3 separate regions of the Homo sapiens genome follow, and regions 1 and 3 are each linked to region 2. The links are chromatin loops, found by intact Hi-C in ENCODE. Cell type or tissue: IMR-90. All regions are shown on one strand. Region 1 holds the start of CTBP1-AS (CTBP1 antisense RNA). Region 2 overlaps LOC124900647 (nascent polypeptide-associated complex subunit alpha, muscle-specific form-like). Region 3 overlaps CTBP1 (C-terminal binding protein 1).

Region 1 (8,000 bases), 80 kb before region 2:
TTGGGACCCCAGGCAGCCCTGGGTTGGATGTTCAGCCGCAAGAGGAGACACCCCCACAGGGGCAGTATCAGCCTGCAGCTCCTGGGGCTACAGACCCTTTGGCTGGAAGGGGCCAGGCAGCATGTCCCCCCATCAGGGCTCCTCCCACGAGGGACTTGGAGATTAAATCCCTTGGGCTCCCACACCCGCCGCTGTCAGGAGCCCCTGGTGTGTCTGATGGTCCCGGGGCTGTGCTCTTGAGCTCAGCCAGCCTGCCGAGCAGAGCAGGGCCGTGGGGTCTGTGGTTCCCAGGCAGGGCCCCCCACAGGGGGTTCCAGTGCCCAGCCACCTCCCCTCCGTACCCAGCCACAGCACTCAGGCTGCACTGACCATGCCTGTGCTGTTCCCAGCTTTAGCCAGGGCCCTCTGAAGGATGCACCCAACCTCATCTGCACCCCCCATGCTGCATGGTACAGCGAGCAGGCATCCATCGAGATGCGAGAGGAGGCGGCACGGGAGATCCGCAGAGCCATCACAGGTGGGCGTGGGGGCCGCTCGGTCAGGCCTGGGGGTCCCTTCCTGCCAGCCCCAGATGCTCATGGGCTCGCATCCGCCTGGCAGCCAGGCCCATGTTCTGCCAGCTCAGGGCCCGTGGTGCTCTCACTGCACCCCCAGCAGGGACCTCTAAGGCCAAAGTCAAGTTGAGCCCTGGCGTCGTGTCTTACACACAGGACCTGCTGGGAAGTTGCTGGGCTGAGCAGACAGGTCCCTCAGCAAGCTGGGCACGTGCTCTGGGCTGGGGGTCCCCACGCTGCAAGGGTGCCAGTGCCCAGAGAGACAGGACCCTGCCGTGCCTTGGGAGCCCCGGGGCTGAGAGGGAGGAGCACACTGCCAAGAATCCTGCTGCCCGTGTCTTCAACCCAGTGGGCCACGCTCCTGGGGCCCCCTCAGAGCCACAGCTGTTCCTTCCTCCTGCATCTCCCAGGCCGGATCCCAGACAGCCTGAAGAACTGTGTCAACAAGGACCATCTGACAGCCGCCACCCACTGGGCCAGCATGGACCCCGCCGTCGTGCACCCTGAGCTCAATGGGGCTGCCTATAGGTGAGCAGGCCCGCTGGCCCAGAACAGCCTCCAGGAGGGCCCCAGGCTTCCCCTGGATCCCAGCACAGCCCCTGGTGGGAGGGGCGGCGTCTCCACTGACTGACCTGGAGGATCTGGGTAGAATTGGTAAGGCCAACCTCACCTGAAAGGCCCATGAGAACCAGGGCCTCTTGGAAGGAGCCTGGGCTGGGGTGGCCTTCAGGGCTCAGTGGACACAGGAGTGCCATGGGCACGGGGCCTGTGGGAGGAGGGGGCTTTGGGTGAGGCGAAGACCTCATGTTCAAGTCACCTGGAGACACCAGGGCTCCCCTCCCCAGCCCTGAGAAGTAGCTGCCATAGGCAGGAACATCCGTGTAAAGGCCGGGATCCTTACCCTGACTGCTGGTCCTCCTGGAGAGGCCCCCTCGGTGCTGCCGATGCTAGGAGGGCAGGTGGGGCCTGGCCAGGCCGCCTACAGGTGGGCCTCACGGATGGACCCTCTCCCAGCAGGTACCCTCCGGGCGTGGTGGGCGTGGCCCCCACTGGCATCCCAGCTGCTGTGGAAGGTATCGTCCCCAGCGCCATGTCCCTGTCCCACGGCCTGCCCCCTGTGGCCCACCCGCCCCACGCCCCTTCTCCTGGCCAAACCGTCAAGCCCGAGGCGGATAGAGACCACGCCAGTGACCAGTTGTAGCCCGGGAGGAGCTCTCCAGCCTCGGCGCCTGGGCAGAGGGCCCGGAAACCCTCGGACCAGAGTGTGTGGAGGAGGCATCTGTGTGGTGGCCCTGGCACTGCAGAGACTGGTCCGGGCTGTCAGGAGGCGGGAGGGGGCAGCGCTGGGCCTCGTGTCGCTTGTCGTCGTCCGTCCTGTGGGCGCTCTGCCCTGTGTCCTTCGCGTTCCTCGTTAAGCAGAAGAAGTCAGTAGTTATTCTCCCATGAACGTTCTTGTCTGTGTACAGTTTTTAGAACATTACAAAGGATCTGTTTGCTTAGCTGTCAACAAAAAGAAAACCTGAAGGAGCATTTGGAAGTCAATTTGAGGTTTTTTTTTTTGTTTTTTTTTTTTTTGTATGTTGGAACGTGCCCCAGAATGAGGCAGTTGGCAAACTTCTCAGGACAATGAATCCTTCCCGTTTTTCTTTTTATGCCACACAGTGCATTGTTTTTTCTACCTGCTTGTCTTATTTTTAGAATAATTTAGAAAAACAAAACAAAGGCTGTTTTTCCTAATTTTGGCATGAACCCCCCCTTGTTCCAAATGAAGACGGCATCACGAAGCAGCTCCAAAAGGAAAAGCTTGGGCGGTGCCCAGCGTGCCCGCTGCCCATCGACGTCTGTCCTGGGGACGTGGAGGGTGGCAGCGTCCCCGCCTGCACCAGTGCCGTCCTGCTGATGTGGTAGGCTAGCAATATTTTGGTTAAAATCATGTTTGTGACTGTAACCATTTGTATGAATTATTTTAAAGAAATAAAAATCCTGGAAAGAGCCAGCGTGCCCAGCATCTATTCTGGTGACTTTCTCTCATGAGGACACGGGTGAGCCTCAGTCCTGGCTCTGGTGACCTCCACGGCTCAGCTCAGCCTCTCTGAAGTGGGCGGCCTAAGAGAGACCCAGAGACAGTGCAGTGGCAGGTTGGGCAGTGGTCTCTGTGTGTACCGGGCCTGTCCCTCTGCCCACTGGGTCTGTGGGACGCTGTAGGGTCCTGGCTTGGAGGCGGCCTGCCCGCAGTGCCCCAGTGGGAGGGAAGCAGTGTGCCAGCCGGGCCGTTGTGTGGATGATGGTGTGACTGGCTGAGGTCCTGCCCCACTGCCCACCCCTCCCTTCTTGGCATAGCTCCTGCAGGCCGGCCTGCAACCTGGGAAGACTGTGGGCCACAGGAGGAAGGAAAGCAGATGTCAGGGCTGAGGAAGCTCCCCAGACCATGGGTCAGCCAGCCTACGGAAATGGGCAAAAAAGCCAAAAGGGGTCATGCCTCACCTTGGCCCACAGCTGAGCCTGTTTACCGGCGTCCTCTTCAAAATCCCAGCCTCCTGGTTTCTCAGAGCTGCTTTTGGAAGCGTGGTCCATGCAAATCAGCAGAGTCCCAACTCATTTATGAGAAGGGGCTGCAGCGGGTCCAGGCGGTGCGAGGAGGGGCTGCAGCGGGTCCAGGTAGTACGAGGAGGGGCTGCAGCGGGTGCTGGGGAACCCGGGTCCCCTCGGGATGTTTCCATCCCAAGCCTTTCCCTGCATGCAGGTGGGTTATCCTGCCACCCCAAGTGTCCAGACCCTGCCGCGTCATCCGCCAAGTGTCAACCTCCCCTTGCTCCCTGCCCCATATAAAGCAGAAAGAAGCGGGGGGGGGCTGCTGCCTTTGGTGGGGTGCCCCCTCCTACCTGGCTCTGCACCCCAGTGCTCGCAGAGGTCTCTTGGGTATGGGCAGTGGCTCCCAGTCTCGAGGCCCACGCCGAGGACAGCCCCACCTCATGACTGAGGCCTCTGCTCCCTGCCCTCTCCGGAGGTGAGTGGCAGAGGCCGCCCAGCCCATCTCTGACCTGTCTTGGGCTCTTCAACTTGGAGCCCCCTGGGCCACTGAGGGAGGTGGCCTGGGCAGGGTGGGAAGGGTGGGTTCTGGACACGGTTAACAAGCCGGCCCTGGTTTTGCTGACGTGGGCACGGGTGTGAGGAGGGGCAGCCAAGGTGACTTCAAGTGTCTGGGCTGCAGGCTGGAGCTGATGTTTTCTGATATCTCTGGTGGGGGCTGCAGAGGTGGCAGTGGGAAGACCAGGAGTTCCGCGCTGACGGCTGACTCCAGCCTCTCCACAGGCAAGCCCTGGGCTGGGTCACTGGGCCCTGGTCAGCCCCCACGGCAGCCGAGGGTGGGGCTGGCCTCTGGCAGGGTGGGCCGCCCTCCCAGCTCCAGCTGGAGACAGGCCCCGCCCTGAGAGGCAGCCAGACACTGGGAACTAGCTCTGGACACAGGCCTGGAGGCTCCCACTCAGCTGGCCTCATTGTTTCCATGTTTCCAAGTTGAAGGGTCGGGGCAGGAATGGAATGCCTCCAAGGGCTGTCTGTGGTGTGAGCCTGGCGGCCAGGGAGCCGGGACGCTGAAGTGTAACTGAGTCTGGGATGTAAGGGACAGAAAGCTGTCAGAAAAGTGCTCTGAGCCTCGAAACGAACCTCCCCTTGGTGCCGCCTCCGGGGAGTCACCCCGCCCAGCAAGGCCCCAGGAGGGGTGCGGGGTAGCAGGAGGTGGGTGGGGGGCCCTCAGCCTCGGTTTCCTGGCCTGTGAAATCGGCAGCACTGTTTATCTCCCTAGAGGCTGGTATTAGGCTGGAGGTTGTGCCAAAACGCTTAAGACAAGAACATGAAGGAAGGTTTGCATGTTGGAAGGGAAGAGATAAGTCTCTGGTATTTGCTGACAAGCATCTGTGTACAAGACCCAAGAAAATCAGCCAAAGCCTGCAGCTAATCCTGAGACTGGCCAGGTGACCTCACAGGAGCGCCTCTGGTGCCTGCCAACTGTCTCCCCCAAGCTGAGGCGGAAACAAACGGAAACAAAGTCGCAGACAGCGGGTGCCCCATGACAGGACGTGTCCTGCTCTGTCCTTACGACGCAGGGTCTGGCCTGCTCACGCGATTCCACAGTGAGTGGGCACAGTGGTCAGAACCTGGTCCCAGCCACTGGCACCCGGCTGGTAAAGACCGTGGGAGTGACCAGGGCCGCCAACCGTGGTGAACGGTGAGGCCGCCGGATGACCAGACGGGCTGTGCTCGCGGGCGGCGGGCTGTTAGTGTTGTAAACTACATGCGCTTTAAATACCTTTTACCGAGTGCTAGAGCCGTTCATCACCACCCCACGCAGAATTTCAGCTGCTTACGTTGAACAAATTCAACAAGTTTATCCTCAAGTTTATATGCAGCAACAAAGGTCTATGAATTTGGGCTCATAAAACTCAGGCGAATTAAAGAGGAAACAGCCACAGCAGCCTGGTTCTGACACTGAGGGCTCCGGGGCAGGGGCAGGGCCCGCTGGCTTGGCGTGCGCGTGCGTGCACAGGTGTGTGGGTGTCTGCCTGGTGGGCGGGCGGCGTGTGCGTGTGCGCATGTGTGTTTGTGAACTGGCGATGTGATCGAGGGCACGGGTGCTGGGCTTCCCCCTCATGGGTAAAACCAGAGCTACTGTATGCCAGCCGTGGAGGCATGGACGGCCCCTGAGCTCGGACAGCAGACGGACAGACCGTTGACGCGTTGGCACCGTGGCCAGAGTCCGTTCAAGAAAGGTCGGCAGAGAGGGCTGAGAACGCGGCAGGCACATCCTCCAAGGGCCCTGCTGGAACCCCTGGAGCAGGAGGAAGCGGTGATTCTCCAGGCCTTGGGTAGGGCTCAGAGGCAAGAGGGGTGGAGCTGGGGAGGGTCGGGCAGCCCCAGCACCTCAGGCTACTGCGCCTTGGTGGGGAACTCTCCTGCGGCTGCTGATGAACACCCGGGCTCTGGTCTCCTGTAGACTTCCGCCCCGGGCACGGGAGCAAGGGGAGGCTGCAGGCAGCTCCGGGGGCCTTGGCAGGAAGTTGGGAGGGTCGGGACAGTCCCTCTGGGGTGGCCCAAGCAGGGCACAGGGCAGGGAGCCAGGCTCTTCGGGGCCCCACCCCAGGCTGGCCCTGCACCCCATCCTGCCTTCTCTCCCCACTGTGGGCCCAGAACTTGCCCCGTGGGGGCCGGGAAGCACCCACCATCCCCACCCCTAGCTGCTCTCAGCCAGAGCCCAGCTGGACTTGCAGGATTGATTTTCCAGCAAAAAACAACAGCAGAGAAACCCAAGAGCAGCTGCATGAGCCCTCCCAGGCCTACCCCCGCAGCCGGCACTCCCTGCAGCAAAGAAAACCATCTGGCCACTGGGCCCTGAGCCCGGCGCCCGGAGGAGGACCTCTGCCCCGCTGAGCAGCTCTGCTCCCCAGGCTGGCCCTGGGCCTCTCGCGGCCTGACCCGCTCCCCTTGGCATCAAGCACCAGGAGGGACGGGGTGGCCCGGCCAGGGCGTGGGTGTTCCCCGGCCCCTCTGAGCACCAGCACCTGGTGAGTCTACCTCCGCTTCCCCAAGCCCTTGACCACTGCCCTGGACAGCCTCAGCCGCCCCCTGACCCGACCTTCAAACGGGCCAAGGGCTTCCCATGTAGGGTCCGAAAACATCCCTGATAGGCAGGACATGAGACTTGAACAATATAAGGTTAGGTGCATCTGTAAGCGCGGCGCATGGTTAGGCAGCCGGACCCTCTGGAGCATGTGTAAGCGCGGCGCATGGTTAGGCAGCCGGACCCTCTGGAGCATGTGTAAGCGCGGCGCATGGTTAGGCAGCCGGACCCTCTGGAGCATGTGTAAGCGCGGCGCATGGTTAGGCAGCCGGACCCTCTGGAGCATGTGTAAGCGCGGCACATGGAAACAGCGGCTCTTCTGGGTGGCCTCTCTGCTGCCCTTTCTTTTTTAAACCAGCTACTGACCCCGTTGGTCAGTGGTAGCAGTGTCTGTAGGATCCCACTGTGGAGGGCTCGCCACTCACTATCCAGGTCCCTGATGCAAGCTGGCTCCAGCTGGGGGTGCCCACTGTGGGGACGCCGGGGCCAGCCGGGGCCAGGGCTGTGGACACTGGTGGGACGGAGGGTGTCGAGCAGCCGGACTCACCCACATCCCTCCCAGCCCCTACAGGCGTCTAGGCCTCCGGCCTCCACCCCCTCTGTGCAGTGGGCAGTCACACCTGGCGGGGCCCGGCTGCCTGCCCAGACAGCAGGTTCTCAGCAGCAGCCCTGGCGTCCCAGGTCAGCCTCTGCCCAGCCCCACATTCACCTGACAGTGCCTCCCGGGCACTGCCCTGCACCTGCCCACACCAACTCCAGCCTCCTCCCCGTGCTCCCCACCCGCCCTGCACCTGCTCACACCTAACCCCATCCACTCCCAAATGACACCATCCACCCCCACCCACCTCCAATTGCCCCACACCTGCCCCACACCTGCCCCCACTGCCTCTTCTCCTGTCCCTATCTCCTCCCACCCTCCATGTGTCTCCCACCTATCCCCTCACCTGCTCACACCTGCTCACACCTGTCTGCCCCTCACCTGTGCACTCGTGGTCAAAGCCATCTGCTTTTACACCTACCCCACACCTGGGGTTCGCCTTAGACTGGGGTTTGTTCTCTGCTGCTGGCGGGGTCCCGGCTCTTCTGCCCCCTGAGGGAGACCTCACAGGGCAAGGCCGCTTCCCTACCATGAGCCTCAGGCCCTGCCTCCCCTCTCCGCCTGCAGAGCTGAGCCTGGGGAGGCTCCTTCTATTCCAAGAGCCCCACTCAGCCCGCTGGGTCCCCGTTCCCTGAGGAGCTGCTGCTTTTGCTGGGCGCCCCAGCCCTCCCACAGGGGACACATCTGTCCTGGAGAGACCACCTAGGGAGGCATTTGCTGTTGGTCCCTGCCCCGGGCCCTCCAGGTCACTCCCTCTTCTCGTCTGTCACAGCGTGGCCCTCTGGCCCCACAACCTGGGCTGCCGGCCTCCCCCTGCCCTGGCAGAGCAGTGGTGGGGCCAGACCAAGGGCTGACAACCGCCAGCCCCTTCAGCTCGGCCTAGGCCCACGGTCAGCCCAGGGGAGCTGGGGGCTGCAGCCGGGTGGGTGAGTGGCACCCGCAGACCCTTGGCAGGGCCCTCTCCAGTCCTGGGTGCCCTGAGAGGCTGCTGGGGTCCAGCTGCTGCCCGCTGGCTCCCGTGGGGGCACACATGAGGAGCAGGGAGGGGGGCATCCTCCTGTTCATGGCCCCGGGTCAGCCTTGGGTAGGGCAGGGTCACCCTGACAGCCCCCAGCCCAGTACCAGGGGAGGAGACCAGGCAGGAGAAGCCCTCCCTGGAAATGCAAACCCAATGCTGGGCGTGGCCTCCTCCCAAAAGCTCCGCCCCCAACCCCCCACTCCCTGGTCAGGG
Region 2 (8,000 bases):
AGCTACTCAGGAGGCTGAGGCAAGAGAATGGCGTGAACCTGGGAGGCGGAGCTTGCAGTGAGCCGAGATTGCGCCACTGCACTCCAACCTGGGTGACAGAGCAAGACGCCGTCTCAAAAAACAGTAATAAAATAAAATCTGGATAAGATATGCCACAGCTTGTTCCACCTCCAGGCAAAGGAGCCGGGCATTTGTACTCACATCCCATTCGTTGGCACTGGCTCAGGCTGAGGAGGCACAGACCTCAACTCAGGCTCTTCCTGTCCTCTGTGCAGGGTATGGCTCCAGCACCCAAGGCCTCCTTTAAGGCCACAAGCTGCAGTCAAGCATGCCAAAGCCAGGGGTGGCTAAGAGAGCAGGAAGGGACCTTACGGGCAAGGGGTCATCAGCAGTGCCCACTACAGCCCTGTGGGCCCAAGTCACGGCAACTGTCTTCTCTGTGGCCAAGGCAAAGTGCTCTCACCCCAGGAGTGTTGCTGATACCTGGCCTTACCACAGGCCGTTTGCTAATACTCATGGTGTCTAAAGATGCTGACTTGGGGGAAGTGTCTGCCCTTTCAATCGTTTCTCTTTGGTGATGAAAAATGACACACATCTAAGAATAAATGTAAGGTAAATGTGCATAATGTCTACATTGAAAACAACCAACCAGTCACAGAGGGCTATCCCGTATTCACAGGATAGAAAAATGGGCAGGAGATTAAGAGGCTTCACACGAGAGGAGACCTGAATGGCCAGGAAGTGGATGAGAAGGTGCTTGAGTTTGTTAATCATCAGGAAAAACATAAAGCAAAGCCCACTGGGATGTGACTACACACTCACCAAATGCCAAAATGAACAAAACAGAAAATAAGCATACACGTGGATGTGGAGCTCCCACACACTGTGGGCTGTGAGCAGGCACCACCGTTTCCCACCTACCGAAGCTGAACGTGGGCACACCCCATGACCGGGTAAACAGGAACTGTCCAACACAAATGCACGCATTGGCTCACAAGACATGCACGAGAGTCTTCATAGCAGCACGATGTGAAATAGCCACAAACTGGACACTGCCTACATGCCCATCAATAGGCAAATGTATAAGAATAGTTGTATATTCAAAAATGCAGTATTAAACAGCAATGACAGTGATCTACATGGGCATACAGCAACACAGACGGCACTCACGAAATGTCGATTAAAAGAAGCCAGACACAGAGCATACATTTTTATATAAAGCACAACAACAGACAAAAATAATCTGTATTTAGAAGTCAGCGTAGTGGCTCCCTTGGTGGGGGTAGTGATAGGTGGCATGGCAGCTTCCAGGATGCTGACGATGTCTGGACCAGGGCGATTCTGTCTGTGAGAATGTGCTGAGCTGTACTCTGACGATCTTTTTGTCAAAAACAGGCTGCTTCTACTGAGACTCTTCAAAACGTTATAGGGAAACAGAATATCCTCCTGGGAAATGGGGACATTCTAGAAGAGATCACCATGTTCACAGCTACTCTTGAAAGCAACTGCTTTCTATGCCCAGGTCTGCACCTCATCAACTAAATCAGAGCACGTGGCGCAGAAGCTGAGCATCAGCAGCATGTAAAGGTCCCCAGATGACGCCAACGTGCAGCCAATTTCAGGACCCGCTGGATGATCTTTCCTCCCACATGACAGTGGGAATTTACAGACCCCGTCCCCCAGCCTGGAAGTCTCCCCTCACCCTTGGAGTCTCAGTCTAAATGTCACTTACCCTCCTCGAGGTTCCTGTTACCCTCAGAATAGGAGCAGGCAGTATGATCAATGAGAAAAAAGGGCCAGGTCCTAGAGGACTGAGGAACTCTTTAGTGAATCTGGATTTCATTCTAAGATCAATAAGGAGGCATTGAAGAAATTAAGTAAACATCATCCCTCTTCTGTCACTTACCCCATTCTGTCTTAGTTAGACATGAATTAATTGTAGTTAGCACATTTTGAGTGATGACCATGGGCAGGCAGTGTTCTCAGGGAATGCACTGATTAATCTCCATGACCACCCTGACATAGGGCCTGCTACTATCCTCGTCTTACTTCTGAGAGGTTTTGTAAAGTCACCTGAGATCACACAGCTTGGGAGTGGTAGAGCCAGAGCCAGGGTCAACCAGATAATTCTGCCTTAAACCACCATGCACAGGGCCTCCCATTGCCTCATCCTTTCCTCAAACACAGAATGACCCTCAGTGTCTGCCAAGCTCCATACTGAACACTGGGAAGATAATGTTGGGTCTTTCTTCAGCTCTCTGAATATACCTGAATTTAGCTTACAGAAGAATATTTAAAACAGAAAGACAGTCACAAAACATTAGGTGGAAAAATCAAGCTACGGATAGTATGTGCAGTATGATCTCATTTTTTATAAAATATAAAAATGTACTTACAGGAAAAAGGCTAAAAGGATAATATGAAATACCAAAAACTTCTAATGGAGATTTTACTTTCTAAACTCCCTACAATGAATGTTTTACTTTTCTAATACCAACCCAAATGACCCACAATGCCAACCTCAAGGACTCATCTTCTGGAGCCAATGGGGCAGCCATGCCAGGGATCACAGGGAAAGGCTGGCTGCCTTATCAAGGGTGGGCACAGGGTACCAGGGAGGCCAGGATAGGTGCAGCCTGGTGGACAGCATCTGCATCCCTGGTGCAGCTCCCCTCCCACAGGGTCTAGATGCTCCTGGCACCCAGTGTTTACTGAACACCCAAGAGGAGTAAGGCCTCTACCTGGAGGCTCTGCAAGAACAACATGTGGAGTTGGTTTACAACACACACACACACCCCACATCCAAGTCTGTAGGGAGTAGTGGTGTTGCTTTTAGTGGCCAATGCCCTGAATTTGGGAATCAGCCCTGCTAAATTTCAATCTTGGAGCTGCCACGTATTATCTGGATTTTAGATAAGTCATCTCAGCCTCTTCAGGCCTCAGGCCCCTCCTCTCTAAAATTGGGTACTGTTAGACCTGCTTAACAGGGTTGTGGGGTTAAATGGGAATGTCGCTAGAAAAACTTTGTGAGTTAAAAGCCTAATAATAATGTAAAGAATTATGTATCAAGTACTTACACGGAGCTTCATTTACAAGGTGCTAATCTCTGTGTTAAATAGCACACAACTATTAAGCCACATATTCTTCATACCCTAAGAGAGATGCCATGATTATACTTGCTTTACTGGTGGGGAAACACACTGAGCAGCTCGGTATCTTGTCCAAGACGGCACAGCTAGTAAGCTCCATCCCAGTTCCTAGCAGCCTCTCTCACCACGCAGTGAGAAGCAAGACACAGCATCTCATCCGTGGATATCTGCGTTCTGTACAGACACCTCCTGTTACACGATTATTTCATCTACACTGCACTGAGTGCTCCCCCAGGCTTACTCTCCCCAGGAGCAATGCTTCTCTTCTGCCATCTAGTGGCAGCCATGGCGCATGACACCTGAGGGGGCGTGTGCTTAAGGCTGGAGGATCTTGGCAAAATCAAGCAGAAATTCTCTTCCTCCATTCTGATAACTCAAAGTAGTATGCCAGGAATACTGGCATTTTAATGGGAGGAGGGGGGGCAACTGGCACTCACTCATTCAAAATCATTTGCTGAGCATGTACTGTAGGACACACTTTCATTCGTTCCACAAAGATGTATTGAGCCCCTACCAAGGAGCCAAACACCACCCTAGGTTTACTGCCAGGCTCTAGACAGCCAAAGAAACAGGAATAAAATACATTTCCTGCCCTCTAGTACCTTACGGAATACAGACAAGGGGGGCCACCAGAACATGCGGGTATGCTGACAAGATTAGCTCCATATGGGCAAGTGGGGGCAGCAACAAGAGCAAAATCCTATAAAATAAGAGGGGGTGGCCACTGACAGAATAGGGAACCCCACCCATCCCAACAAGCGGGAGCCAGAAAGGGTAAACGTGGGGGGGTTAGGACATTTGCTGGTGAAAACATGGTGTCTTATTCTGTTTTCTGCTGCTCTGACAGAGTACCACAGCCTTGGCAATTTATAAAGTTTATTTGGCTCACAGTTCTGGAGGCAGGAGAGTCCAAGAGCATGACACCAGCATCTGGCAAGGGTCAGCCCACGGTGGAAGGTCAAGTCAGTGCATGAGACAGAGAGAGAAGTAGGCCAAACTTATCTTTTTGATGAGAACCCCACTCCCACAATGGCTTTAACCCCTTCATGAGAGTGAAGGCTTCATGACCCAATCACTTCTTGAAGACTCCACCCCGAATACTGGTAAAATAGCAATTAAATAGCAACATGAGCTCAGGGGAGCCATTCAAGCCACAGCAGGTGGAGACTCTTACCATTTCCATAAGACACAAGGTAACCATCTGAGAAGTGGGAGTAGGGGCAGGAAAGTACTGAAAGAGGCTAAGGAGAAAAGACACACATGAACCAGTTGTTTTAGAGAATAGTGAGCACACATAACTGTGATTTTTAGGTGGTGATATATTTGGAAAGTGACTTGGAAAGCCTCACTGTGCGCTTCTCTCCAGGAACATTCAGCTACTTCAGCAAAGGTGCCTCATCACCTTTAGGGCTTTGTTGCCTGTGTTGCTGAATGCCTCAAATGCACTTTAAAAGAAATGTGTATTCTACTGTATAGGAGAATGTTCTATAAATGGCAAGTAGGTCCTGTTGGTTGATGATGCTAATTAGTTGTTCCACATCCTTGCTGATTTTGTCTAGTTCTATCAAGTACCAAGAGAGGAGTACAGAAGTACCAAGTATAAACAGGGATGTGTCTACTCCTCCTTTCAGTTGTCAGTTTTACTCCACGTTTTGAAGCTCTCTTGTTTGGTGCATTTAGGGTGGTTGTCTTCTTGGTGAATTGATACCTTTATTATTGTGTAATGTCTCTCTTTATTCTTGGTAATTTTCTTTGCTCTGAAGTGTACTTTTTTTTTTTTTAAGTAGGGCCTCACTCTGTTGCCCAGGCTGGAGTACAGTGGTTCAGTCATAGCTCACTGTTAACCTTGAACTCCTAGGTTCAAGGGCTCGTCCCACCTCAGCCTCCTGAGCAGCTAGAACTACTGGTGCATGCCACCACACCTGGCCAACTTTTAATTTTTTTTTGTAGAGACAGGGTTTTGCTATGTTGCCCAGGCTGGTCTTAAACCCTAGCCTCAAGTAATCCTCCTGCCTCGGCCTCCCAAAGCACTGAGATTATAGGTATGAGCCACCACACCCAGCCCTCTGAAGCCTACTTTGTCTGATATTTATATAGGCACTCAAGATTTTTAAAAACCCATGTCAAAGTGGTATATCTTTTTTCATATTTTTACTTTTAACCTGCCTGTAGCACTATATTCAAAGTGATTTTCTTGTACACTGCATTATAATTGGGTCATTTAAAAAATCTATTTTGATAATCTTTGTCTGTTTAGACCACTTACATGTAATGTAATTACAGATGTCAAGATTTAGGTCTGCCGTTTTATTATTTTATTTTTATTCTTCCCCTGTTTTTTATTCCCGTTTTCCATTTCCTGCCTTCCTGTGGGCTATTTGAACATTTTGTACTACTTTATTTTGATTTACCTATAGTGTTGTTCGCTTTATCTTTTTCTATAATTTTTACTTGTGGTTACCCTTGGGATTATCATACACATCCTTATCAGTCTAGTAATATCAATATTTTACCATTTCAAGAGAAATACAGAAACCTTACCACCATTTAAGTCCCTTTGCTCTCCCATTCTTTATAACATAGTTGTCTTAAATATTACCTCTGCATACAATGAAAAGCGTATCAGGCATTGTTATAATTTATTTAAAAATTTTTTTCCATAGGTTACTGGGGAACAGGTGGTGTCTGGTTACGAGTAGCTTCTTTAGTGGTGATTTGTGAGATTTTGGTGCACCCATCACCCAAGCAGTGTATACTGCACTCAATTTGTAGTCTTTTATCCCTCACCTCCTTCTCACCCTTTCCCCCGAGTCCCCAAAGTCCATTATGTCATTCTTATGCCTTTGCATCCTCATAGCTTAGCTTCCACTTATGAGTAAGAACATACAGCGTTTGGTTTTCCATTCTTGAGTTACTTCACTTAGAATAAGTCTCCAATCTCATCCAGGTTGCTGCAAATGCCATTAATTCATTCTGTTTATGGCCGAGTAGTATTCCATCCACCCTGTTTGTGTGCTACCTAGAGGTTAATCTGAAACCTAGGCAGTATTCCACACCATAGTTGAATTCTCAAAGTTTCTGCTTTATTGATTCTGGTCAGTTTCAAGCATGAGCTGCTCAGAGGTGTGCTCAGGACTTCATACACAGAGTTAAAGATTTTTCTCTCCAGTTCTCTCTTCTCTGAAATCCTCCCCAAGTCTCTAGTGTAGAGACACTGACTCTTTATTGTCCTTCACTTAGTGCTCGGTGGGCATGTTGACAGGGCGCCACCCCACAGTCTCCATGCTGAAGCATCCAGTGGGAGGGGTGCAATTTCTTTAAGGTGTTCATCTGGAGTAGGGCAGTAATATAGTTTGGGTATTTGTCCCCACCCAAATCTCATGTTGAATTTTAATCCCCAGTGCTGGAGGTGGAGCCTGGTGAAAGGTATTTGGATCATGGGGGTGGATTCCTCACGAATGGCTTGGGCCATCTCCTTGGTGATAAGTGAGCTCTTACTCTGAGTTCACAAAACATCTGATCACTTAAAAGTAAGTGGCATCTCCCCCCACTCTCTCTCTTGCTTGCTCCTGCTTTTTTTATTTCTTATTGAAACTTTCATTGGTCTTGATGCTCCTCCTTTTGCTATGTTATGGCCTGCTCCTCCTTCACCTTCCACCATGCTTGTCAGCTTCCTGAGGCCTCCCTAGAAGCCAAGCAGATGCCAGCACCATGCCTCCTGTAAAGCCTGCAGAACCATGAGCCAATTAAACCTTTTTTCTCTGTAAATTACCCAGTCTCAGATATTTCTTTACAGCAATGCAAGAACAGCCTAATACAGGGAGGTATACTCAAAGAAGCTTCATCTTGCAGGGCATCCTATTCCAGATCTTTTGGCTGGAGACATTAGGTTCTTTTCAAAATTTTGGTCTGCAATTGTAGGTTGCAGACTGCCATAGCACCCAGACCAGGATATACAGGAGGAAGAAAACAAACAGATAACCCACTGCTGAGTTGTGCTATGAGTCCTGAGGTCCTTGGCCACTCTATCTTCTTTCAGAGTCGTCTGGTAGTTGCTTTATAAATTTTGCCCAGGATTTTTAGTTGAAATCAGCAGGAGAAATAGGACAGAATGGACCTATCCCATCTTGTCCAGAACCATCAGTGATACCTTTTTTAAAACCTTCTTAAAATGGATCATACTAAAAAGTACTGAATACACATTACACATATAGTTAACAAACTTTGGGATGGGAAGAGCGGGAGAGATGGGCCAGAACTATTTGAAAGATGCCTTAAGACTGAGGTCACTCTACAGTGCAGGCAGAGCTTGAAAGTTAGTTGCAGCTTTCTTATCCCTGGAAGTGTTCCCTCTAGTTGTCTCCCAGAGAGTACATATTCCATGGGATGCCCTTGTGGCCAATATCCAGCCTCACATTCCCTTCTCAAGCCCTATCAGGGAATTGTCTCTCTCTTGCCTTCCAGGGAGGCACTGTGATAATGGAGCTAGTAGCTCCAGGCTTTGGAATCAGACTGCCTTAGTTCTAATTCTGCCTCTACAACTTCTTGGTTATGTGACTTTATCTGAGAACCAGTTTCCAACCTGTACGATGGGGACATAATACAGAAACCAAGGACTTCATGTCTAAAACACCAAAAGCAATGGCAACAAAAGCCAAAATTGACAAATGGGATCTAATTAAACTAAAGAGCTTCTGCACAGCAAAAGAAACTACCATCAGAGTGAACAGGCAACATACAGAATGGGAGAAAATTTTTGCAACCTACTCATCTGACAAAGGGCTAATATCCAGAATCTACAATTAACTCAAACAAATTTACAAGAAAAAAACAACCCCATCAAAAAGTGGG
Region 3 (8,000 bases), 100 kb before region 2:
AGGTGGACATCGGGTTTGCCCTGAGCCCCATCAGGAGGTGGACACGGGGTTTTCCCTGTGCCCCATCAGGAGGTGGACACCACGTTTGTCCTGAGCCCCATCAGGAGGTGGACATTCGGTTTGCCCTGTGCCCCATCAGGAGGTGGACACGGGGTTTTCCCTGAGCCCCATCAGGAGGTGGACACTCGTTTTGCCCTGTGCCCCATCAGGAGGTGGACACGGGGTTTGTCCTGAGCCCCATCAGGAGGTGGACACGGGGTTTTCCCTGAGCCCCATCAGGAGGTGGACACGGGGTTTGTCCTGAGCCCCATCAGGAGGTGGACACGGGGTTTGTCCTGAGCCCCATCAGGAGGTGGACACGGGGTTTGTCCTGAGCCCCATCAGGAGGTGAACACCGGGTTTTCCCTGAGCCCCATCAGGAGGTGGACACAGGGTTTGTCCTGAGCCCCATCAGGAGGTGGACACGGGGTTTGTCCTAAGCCCCATCAGGAGGTGGACACGGGGTTTTCCCTGCACACCATCAGGAGGTGAACACCGGGTTTTCACTGAGCTCCATCAGGAGGTGGACACGGGGTTTGTCCTGAGCCCCATCAGGAGGTGGACACGGGGTTTTCCCTGAGCCCCATCAGGAGGTGGACATGGGGTTTTCCCTGAGCCCCATCAGGAGGTGGACACTCGGTTTGTCCTGAGCCCCATCAGGAGGTGGACACCGGGTTTTCCCTGAGCCCCATGAGGAGGTGGACACTCGGTTTGTCCTGAGCCCCATCAGGAGGTGGACACTCGGTTTGCCCTGTGCCCCATCAGGAGGTGGACACTCGGTTTATCCTGAGCCCCATCAGGAGGTGGACACTCGGTTTGCCCTGTGCCCCATCAGGAGGTGGACACTCGGTTTCTCCTGAGCCTCATCAGGAGGTGGACACGGGGTTTTCCCTGAGCCCCACACTCGGTTTGTCCTGAGCGCCATCAGGAGGTGGACACTGGGTTTGCCCTGTGCCCCATCAGGAGATGGACGCTCGGTTTCTCCTGAGCCCCATCAGGAGGTGGACACGGGGTTTGCCCTGAGCCCCATCAGGAGGTGGACACCGGGTTTGCCCTGAGCCCCATCAGGAGGTGGACATTCGGTTTGCCCTGAGCCCCATCAGGAGGTGGACACCGGGTTTGTCCTGAGCCCCATCAGGAGGTGGACATTCGGTTTGCCCTGAGCCCCATCAGGAGGTGGACACCGGGTTTGTCCTGAGCCCCATCAGGAGGTGGACACTTGGTTTGCCCTGTGCCCCATCAGGAGGTGGACACTTGGTTTGCCCTGTGCCCCATCAGGAGGTGGACACCGGGTTTGCCCTGAGCCCCATCAGGAGGTGGACACCGGGTTTGCCCTGAGCCCCATCAGGAGGTGGACACGGGGTTTGTCCTGAGCCCCATCAGGAGGTGGACACTCGGTTTGTCCTGAGCCCCATCAGGAGGTGGACACCGGGTTTGCCCTGTGGCTTCTTGATTCATTTTCAGTTTTTTCCCAGAGAGCAGGTCCTCGGGATGCCAGCTTTTGTGGCGGGGGTGGAGTAAGGTGCTTCCCCCGGCCCCAGTTGCGCGGCGGTCTTCACACGGGCGGTCTCGGCATTGCCCGCGGCCTGGCTTTGGTCCAGCAGTGAGCAGCCTTTGGGCAGCTTTCCTGATTCTTGTTTGCTCAGGAGACCCACAGGCTCCTCCGTGATGAGAACTAGGTTGGTCTGGCTTCTACTTGTAGCCAGGGATCAGTGATTCAGAGCAGCTTTTCCCTGAAGACAGACGAAGAAGCTGGGCCCCCAGGAGCTCACAGGATAGGGCCAGGCCCAGGCTGCAGCCTGGAGAGGCCTATAACCTGCAGGAACGGGCGGGCCTTGCCAACTCTGGCCTGGGGTGTTGGCTGTTCTGGAAGAAGTAGCTGAGAGGCTGAATTTGGCTTTGGTGGCATCACTGGCCTGCTGGGTGTGGGGCCCTGCCGGGATATCCATGGCCTGAAAGGTGACATCTGGAGTGAGGGTGACCTGGACTCTGACGCGCCACACGATCGGCACCCAGCCTGCTGATGTCCAGGAAACCTTGAATCTGGATTTTTGGGGACCCCGCACTGCCGGCCCCAGGTGCCTGGCAAAAGAAGTAAGACGGCCCCTTTAGAGGAAGACAGCGTCAGCCGAGGCCTCGGGTCATTTCTACAAATCACCATCTGGTGCGGGGTCCATCACATGCAAACAGAGGTAACCAGGCAGTCAAGGAGATGCGCAAAACGCAGAAGCCAGGGAAGCAGTGCCACCCGCAGGAGCTCCCCGTGCTGCCCACGAGCCGATCACCCCAGCCCAGCCCCCAGGAGGCTGGGCCAGACACCGACGAAGAGCTGATGACTCTGGAACGGGGCGTAGCAGCGTTAGGGGAGAAAATGAGATGCGGATCTGAGAAAACGGCGAAGCTGATCGGTGGAACTGAGGGGCGGGTTTACCAGCTGACCAGGCGGCAGCGGACAGGAGGGAAGGAGAGAACGCGGGAGAGGGCGAGATGAGGAAGGGTCGCTCTTGCAGAAACTTCAGAACAGGAGAGGGAAGGGGTTGGAAGTGATGATGACAGCAAAACCCTTTCCAAAATGGACGGAAGAAAATCTGATGTTAAAAATGCGCGTGGTCTGCCGGGAGCGTCTGCTGGGGCGTTCGCTCTGGAAGATTCTTCATGGTTTCTCACACGGGTAGATGCGTGCTTGTAATGCAGCCCAGTGGCCACACTCCTTTATCCCGGAGACTCGGAATGCGCGTCCACACACAGACCTGCACGTCATGCTCCCTAGCAGCTTAACTCACCATAGCCCAAACCAGAAGGACGCCCCCCACCGGCTGTCCTTCAGTGGGTGAGTGGCCAGGCAAATGCTGGCCACCTCCCTCGGTGTCCTCCTCAGCAACAGGCATGAACGCTGGGTCCCTGCCACACCCTGGGTGATCTCGGCAGCATGATGGCGAGTGAAGAAGCTGGTTTCAAGGGGTGCACACTGTATGATCTCTTCATCCCCAGGTGATAGGATTAGCGTGACGGAAACAGTGGCCCGGGGTGTAGGTGGGGGGGCCGCCGGCAGGCCGGTGTCTGGAATCGGCACATGGGCACGTTGGCACGTCACGTGGGCATGTCCACACGCATGCAAGGGGCTGTGGGTGAACTGCCCGTGGTGCACACCTGAGGGAGTTGTGTGGCACCAGCTCGGTTTGGACAGTGCCCTTTGTTAGGTACGGTTTTCTCATTGGGAAGCTGGATTTGTATTAAAGATGCACACGTAAGAATAAAAAAGAGGCTCGTAGAAAACTTTTGGTGTCGTAAACAATACTCAAACAGTTTTGCCAACAAATTGGAAAGCTAAGGCAAAACAGATGTTTTTCTAAAATTGCAGTAATCCCAAACTGCCTTGACAGGTTCATATAAAATGCAGATCAGTGGTTGGGGTGGGGCCGGCGTGGGCCCTGGCATGAGACAGACTTCCTGCTCCCCACCCAGGCTGCACAGCCCAGGGCAGAGAAAGGACAACATAAATACACAGAAAACTGCCCCAGGGGATGCAGCTGGATTCTTGGAAGAGACGAGAGTGTTGGGAACCGTCCTGGCATCCTGGAGGGGCCTGAAGCAGCCCCTAACCAGAAGCAGAGCCGGCGCCACAGAAAGGAGCCCCCAAGAACTAGGAGAGCTTGAAATTAAAAACATGAGTGAAAATCTCATAAAAACAGGAAGCTCAAAGACACAGGGACATTGCAGAAGCCAGAGAGGTGAAGAGAAGCCGTGACCTCCCGGGGCTGTGTGTGGAGTCTGCAGGGGCTGCCTGGATGCCGAGTCCGCGTTTCGCAGTGTGTGGTCCTGTGGGAGGACTTGGCTGCCCACGCTTTCTTGCCACTAGGGGTGGCCAAAGGATTGAGCTCCAGAACAGAGGGGAGCAGGGCCTCTCCCTGCCGTCCCCTCCTCGTCCCTGCTGGCTGGAACCCGGGGTAGCCACCTTGGACTGTGAGGGGAGCCACGTGCTGGGAACCGTGGAGCAACAAGGCAGGAGGCAGGGACCCTCGTGGCTGTGGAGAGGGCAGCGGGGCCGCAGGCTCCCTGTCTCCAGGCTTTGGCGTGGGAGGAAACTGAACACCTGCTTTGTGTGCCACTGTTAGTCAGGAATTCTGCCTCCTGGGGCAGAAACTTCCCGCATAGCTGGTTGGAGGTCGCCGCCGTCTGAGTGCCGTGGAGGGAGAGAACGTGATACCGTCAGTGCGGTCACAGGAGGAGCGGGAAGAATGTCGGGGCCTGGGAGGCGCCCCAGTGTTCAGGTTCAGGACTGGGATTTTACTGATACCACGGGTGGGGGATGTCACCCACCGGGACACAAGACTCAGCCCAGCCCCACTCGCCTGCTTTGGAATTTCCACAGGAGAAGGGTTTTCAGCCCAGCACTGCACATCTGATCAAACTGCTGAGCAAGAAAAAGGAAGCCCTGGAGCCTGGAGGCTGCGTCCGGTGTGGGCTGCGGGGCCTGGAGCGGCAGGGCGGCTCCGGGAGGGCACAGGACGCAGTGGCCTGCGAGGACCTGCAGCCAGCTGGACAGTTGCACTCCTGCAAGACAAGCATCTCCACGCCTTGGGGGTGGGGAGGCCACCAGAAAGCTCCGCCAGACAGAGGTGCTGGGGCTGTGCAGGAAACGAAGTGATTAGAAATCCCGGAAAAACACACAAGCAGGCGTTGTCATGGTGACTGGGAAAAACACACAAGCTGGCGTTGTCATGGTAATGGAGTGTAGGACAGGCCTGGAGCCCCTCGGTCTCTTGCTGGCGGCTGGCACAGAGACGGGCTGCCGTGGGCTCTGACCTTAATACCGGGTCACAGTCGCTTCTAGGACCAAGAGGACAGAGACCCCATCACCGTATGCAGGGGCCTGTTTCCAGGCAGACTGCCCAGTGCCCAGCTGAGCCTCGGGTGCAGTGCGACCCCCGCAGGGCATGTCCAGACCCCAGGACCCCCTCTCAGGTCTAGAAGATCCAGTTGGGCAGTGTTGGTACCACCAAGAGTAGACAGGACAGAGGATCAGAGACAATCCCACCCAGCAGGACCCAAGGACTCAGGCAGTGGCTTTTCAGGTGTGTGGGCCGAGGACTGGGGAGTCGGTGAATTCTGGGGCCCCTGGGGTGGCCGTTCAGGAACTGCAGCAGCTCCCCCCACCACAGATGCTCGCTGCCTACTGAAGCGGCCACGTGTTTGAATGAAGAGCAGTTAGAGGAACGCTTGCAAGAGAATGTGTTTATTACCTGAGGTTATGACAATACAGAACATACAATGTTTTCTGTGGAAAATGTGATACTACAGAGGAAAAGGTCACTTTAATTAAATGGCAATTAGAAGTAACAGCATTGCAAGGTGGGGTGCAGCAGCTCACGCTTATAATCCCAGCACTTTAGGAGGCTGAGGCGGGTGGATCACTTGAGGTCAGGAGTTCAAGACCAGCCTGGGCAACATGGTGAAACCTCGTCTCTACTAAAAATATAGAAATTAGCCACGCGTGGTGGTGCGCGCCTGTAGTCCAAGATACTCAGGAGGCTGAGGCAGGAGAACCTCTTGACCCTAAGAGGCAGAGGTTGCAGTGAGCCAAGATCGTGTCACTGCACTCCAGCCTGGGCAACAGAGCAAGACTCTGTCTCAAAAAGGAAAAAAAGAAAGAATGACATAGCAAAATAAATTTAAAAAATAAAAACGGGAGAGGTAGGGGTTGGGTATTTTCAATTTGTGTGCCAGCCTAAGGGTGAATGTCTGATAACACTCAGAGCTGGTGCAGGGGCTGTGCCTGTCATCCCAGCGTATCCAGAGGCCAAGGCCAGAGGATCGCTTCAGCCTAGGAGGTCAAGGCTGCAGCGAGTCATGATTACACCACTGCAGTCCAGCGAGGTCCTGTCTGTAAAATAAGTAAATGAAAAAGTTTATATATTCAAAGACTCCTCCCAATCAGTAGAAACAGAAAAATCCCGACAGAAAATGGATGAGGGCGGTGGCGTTTGGTACAGACAGAGCGGTGTATGAGAACCGGGGTGCGCCTCCTGGGTTCTCACAGGTGCAGCAGGCACCGCCGGTAACCCCTGGCCTGGCCTGCGCTGAGCCCTGCACCAGCCGTGCTGAGGGAGCCTGGGCCTGGCCCTTCATGTGGGATAGAAACGGCCGTGCCGGTCTCGATGGTGCTTTGGCAGTTTCTCTGGAAATCTGAAACCTGCGGTCTTCAGCCCAGCCCCACCCTGGGCCTGCATGTGGCTGCGTGTCGTAGAGAAACATCTGCCCTGATGGTGACCTGATGTGAGCAGCAGTTTCACAGAGTAAGCCACCCCTGTGCACGAGGTCTGGAAAGGTAAGTGCGACGTCGAGTCCTGAGCACAGAAGCAGGTGGCAGAACTGCATGGCAGGAGGTGGGCTTGGCGGGCCCCTTCCTGACCCCCAAGAGCCAGCTGCCACCAGGAGCGTCCTGGGGTCTGTTTCCAGCCCGGTGGCAGCCGAGCTTCCTGGGCACCCAGCTTTCCCCAGCCTGCTCTGAGCACTGGAGTTGAGGGCACTGAGCAGAGTGGGGCTGAGCCCCTGGCGGTGGAGGGGACACATCAGTGGGTGTTGGCTTGAGGTGGTTTCTGGGAGGCTGCTGGGCCCCGATCTAAAGGGACACACCTGGCTGCACCCACCTCCTGCAGACTTTCTCCGTGGGAGACCAATGCAACAGGCGGGGTGGAGCAGCCACGTGGCAGCCACGAGGGGGAAAGGAAGGTAGACCCTGAGGCTGAGCCGCTGTGGCACCCTGGCCTGTGGACCTGTGGATGACGTGGCCGCCACGTGGTAAAGCGCACATGCTAGCAGCTGTGGCCCTGCAGCTGAGCACAGGCCAACCTGGTACGTGGTGGAGGTCGGGGCATGGGGTGCCCCAGCCATGTTCAGATTCCTGTAGTGAGAATGCTTTCACCTAATACTATGTTGTTAAACCTGTATTCAGTAGGGAAAAGGGCAAGGACCTGAAAAAAGTGTATTAAGAATCGTGCACAGGCAAGTGATGAAAGCCTCGTCGGGGAGGCAGCTTGCGCTTCACAGCTCAGCTGGGTGGGCGCGCCCGGAGCCCAAAGGAGGGCCCTTGGCCGGCGCACGCTTCGGCTTCTCCGAGCTTACCTAGATGAGATAGATTTTCATCACGGAAGAGCCGATGCAGGAAGCAACCTTAAGGCTGCGCGGATGAATATTCGTCATATTCACGTGAATCTGATCGCTGTCTCCTCCGAATGTGCGGGAGGTGACGTGCCGCGGTTCAGAATCGACTTTTCGAGGCCCGTGGCCAGTGCTCCGGGTGAAAGCAGGCTGTTGCCTGCGTACACACAAGCCTGTGTGGTGTGGGTCTGTCCAGCCTGTCCATGCCGAGCCTCTGCACACACACTGTGGAAGTGGCCCCTGCACATCCAGCTGCCCAGGCCAGCCCCCCGGGCTCACGTCTGGCACCAGGCCTGTCCCTGACCCCAGGGCCCATCTCCCACTGCGCCTCTGCCCACCGCTCGCATGCGCAGCCCCTCCTGCCCACAGTGGGTGCCGACGAAGCTTCATCTGCAGGTGACTCTCTCTTAGCTGCGGCTGCTTTGCCAGGCTGCCCGAAGCACCTCCTTGGTGTGTGGGCGCCCATCTCCAGTCCACGCAGCGCAGGGGTCTTCCTGGCCGCACCGCTCGCCTCCACCACAGCTGTGCACCAGTCGCCCACTGCTGGCCTCTGCCTGCCCATGCTGTCCTTGTGGCCTCACCCCGTCCACACTACGTCTGGTCAAGTGTGGTACACCAGGGTTCACCCCGTCCACACTGCATCTGGTGCACCAGGGGTCACCCCGTCCACACTGCGTCTGGTGCACCAGGGGTCTGCATGCATGCAGCCTCAAAGCCCTCCCAGGAGGCCCGGGGCAGCCATCAGCCCTGTCCATGAACTGATGAGTGTTACACACACCTGTTCCTCTGTGGTCCGGGTA

Evidence for each region. A loop is a pair of places that touch in the nucleus more often than their neighbours do. Peaks named below come from ENCODE experiments on the same cell type or tissue, not always from the same donor. Only the 100,000 strongest peaks of a DNase experiment are listed, where the experiment ranks them.
Region 1: it touches region 2 in a loop (9-fold over the local background); 5 of 110 quality-filtered maps call a loop at or near these places.
Region 3: it touches region 2 in a loop (9-fold over the local background); 13 of 110 quality-filtered maps call a loop at or near these places.

Annotation. Positions count from the first base shown.
Region 1 is chr4:1,205,995-1,213,994 of GRCh38, reverse strand. It overlaps CTBP1 (C-terminal binding protein 1), which reads left to right. Exons shown (of 10, transcript NM_001012614.2): 8 at 390-517; 9 at 965-1,082; 10 at 1,572-2,550. The coding sequence ends at 1,755. It overlaps CTBP1-AS (CTBP1 antisense RNA), which reads right to left and starts at 3,875. Exons shown (of 6, transcript NR_104331.1): 1 at 3,437-3,875; 2 at 3,039-3,105; 3 at 1,456-1,961; 4 at 1,225-1,320. It overlaps LOC100130872 (a long non-coding RNA gene), which reads left to right and starts at 5,033. Exons shown (of 4, transcript NR_024569.1): 1 at 5,033-5,419. It also overlaps a transcript of SPON2 not described here. RefSeq lists an enhancer at 5,400-5,469. In IMR-90, no CTCF peak of the experiment used is centred here; DNase peaks (open chromatin) are centred at 4,004 and 5,874; H3K27ac peaks cover 3,617 bases.
Region 2 is chr4:1,126,173-1,134,172 of GRCh38, reverse strand. The region is part of intron 1 of LOC124900647 (nascent polypeptide-associated complex subunit alpha, muscle-specific form-like); the gene reads right to left. LOC105374344 (a long non-coding RNA gene) reads right to left here. Exons shown (of 3, transcript NR_134676.1): 2 at 1,733-1,844; 3 at 1,198-1,464. Among named protein-coding and RNA genes, the nearest start is that of RNF212, 17 kb to the right of the region's middle. RefSeq lists a silencer at 3,397-3,516. In IMR-90, a CTCF peak has its summit at 3,422 (motif pointing left); a DNase peak (open chromatin) is centred at 3,412; H3K27me3 peaks cover 486 bases.
Region 3 is chr4:1,230,002-1,238,001 of GRCh38, reverse strand. The region is part of intron 3 of CTBP1 (C-terminal binding protein 1); the gene reads left to right. Among named protein-coding and RNA genes, the nearest start is that of CTBP1, 15 kb to the left of the region's middle. RefSeq lists an enhancer at 3,520-4,075. In IMR-90, a CTCF peak has its summit at 3,895 (motif pointing right); no DNase peak of the experiment used is centred here; H3K27ac peaks cover 302 bases.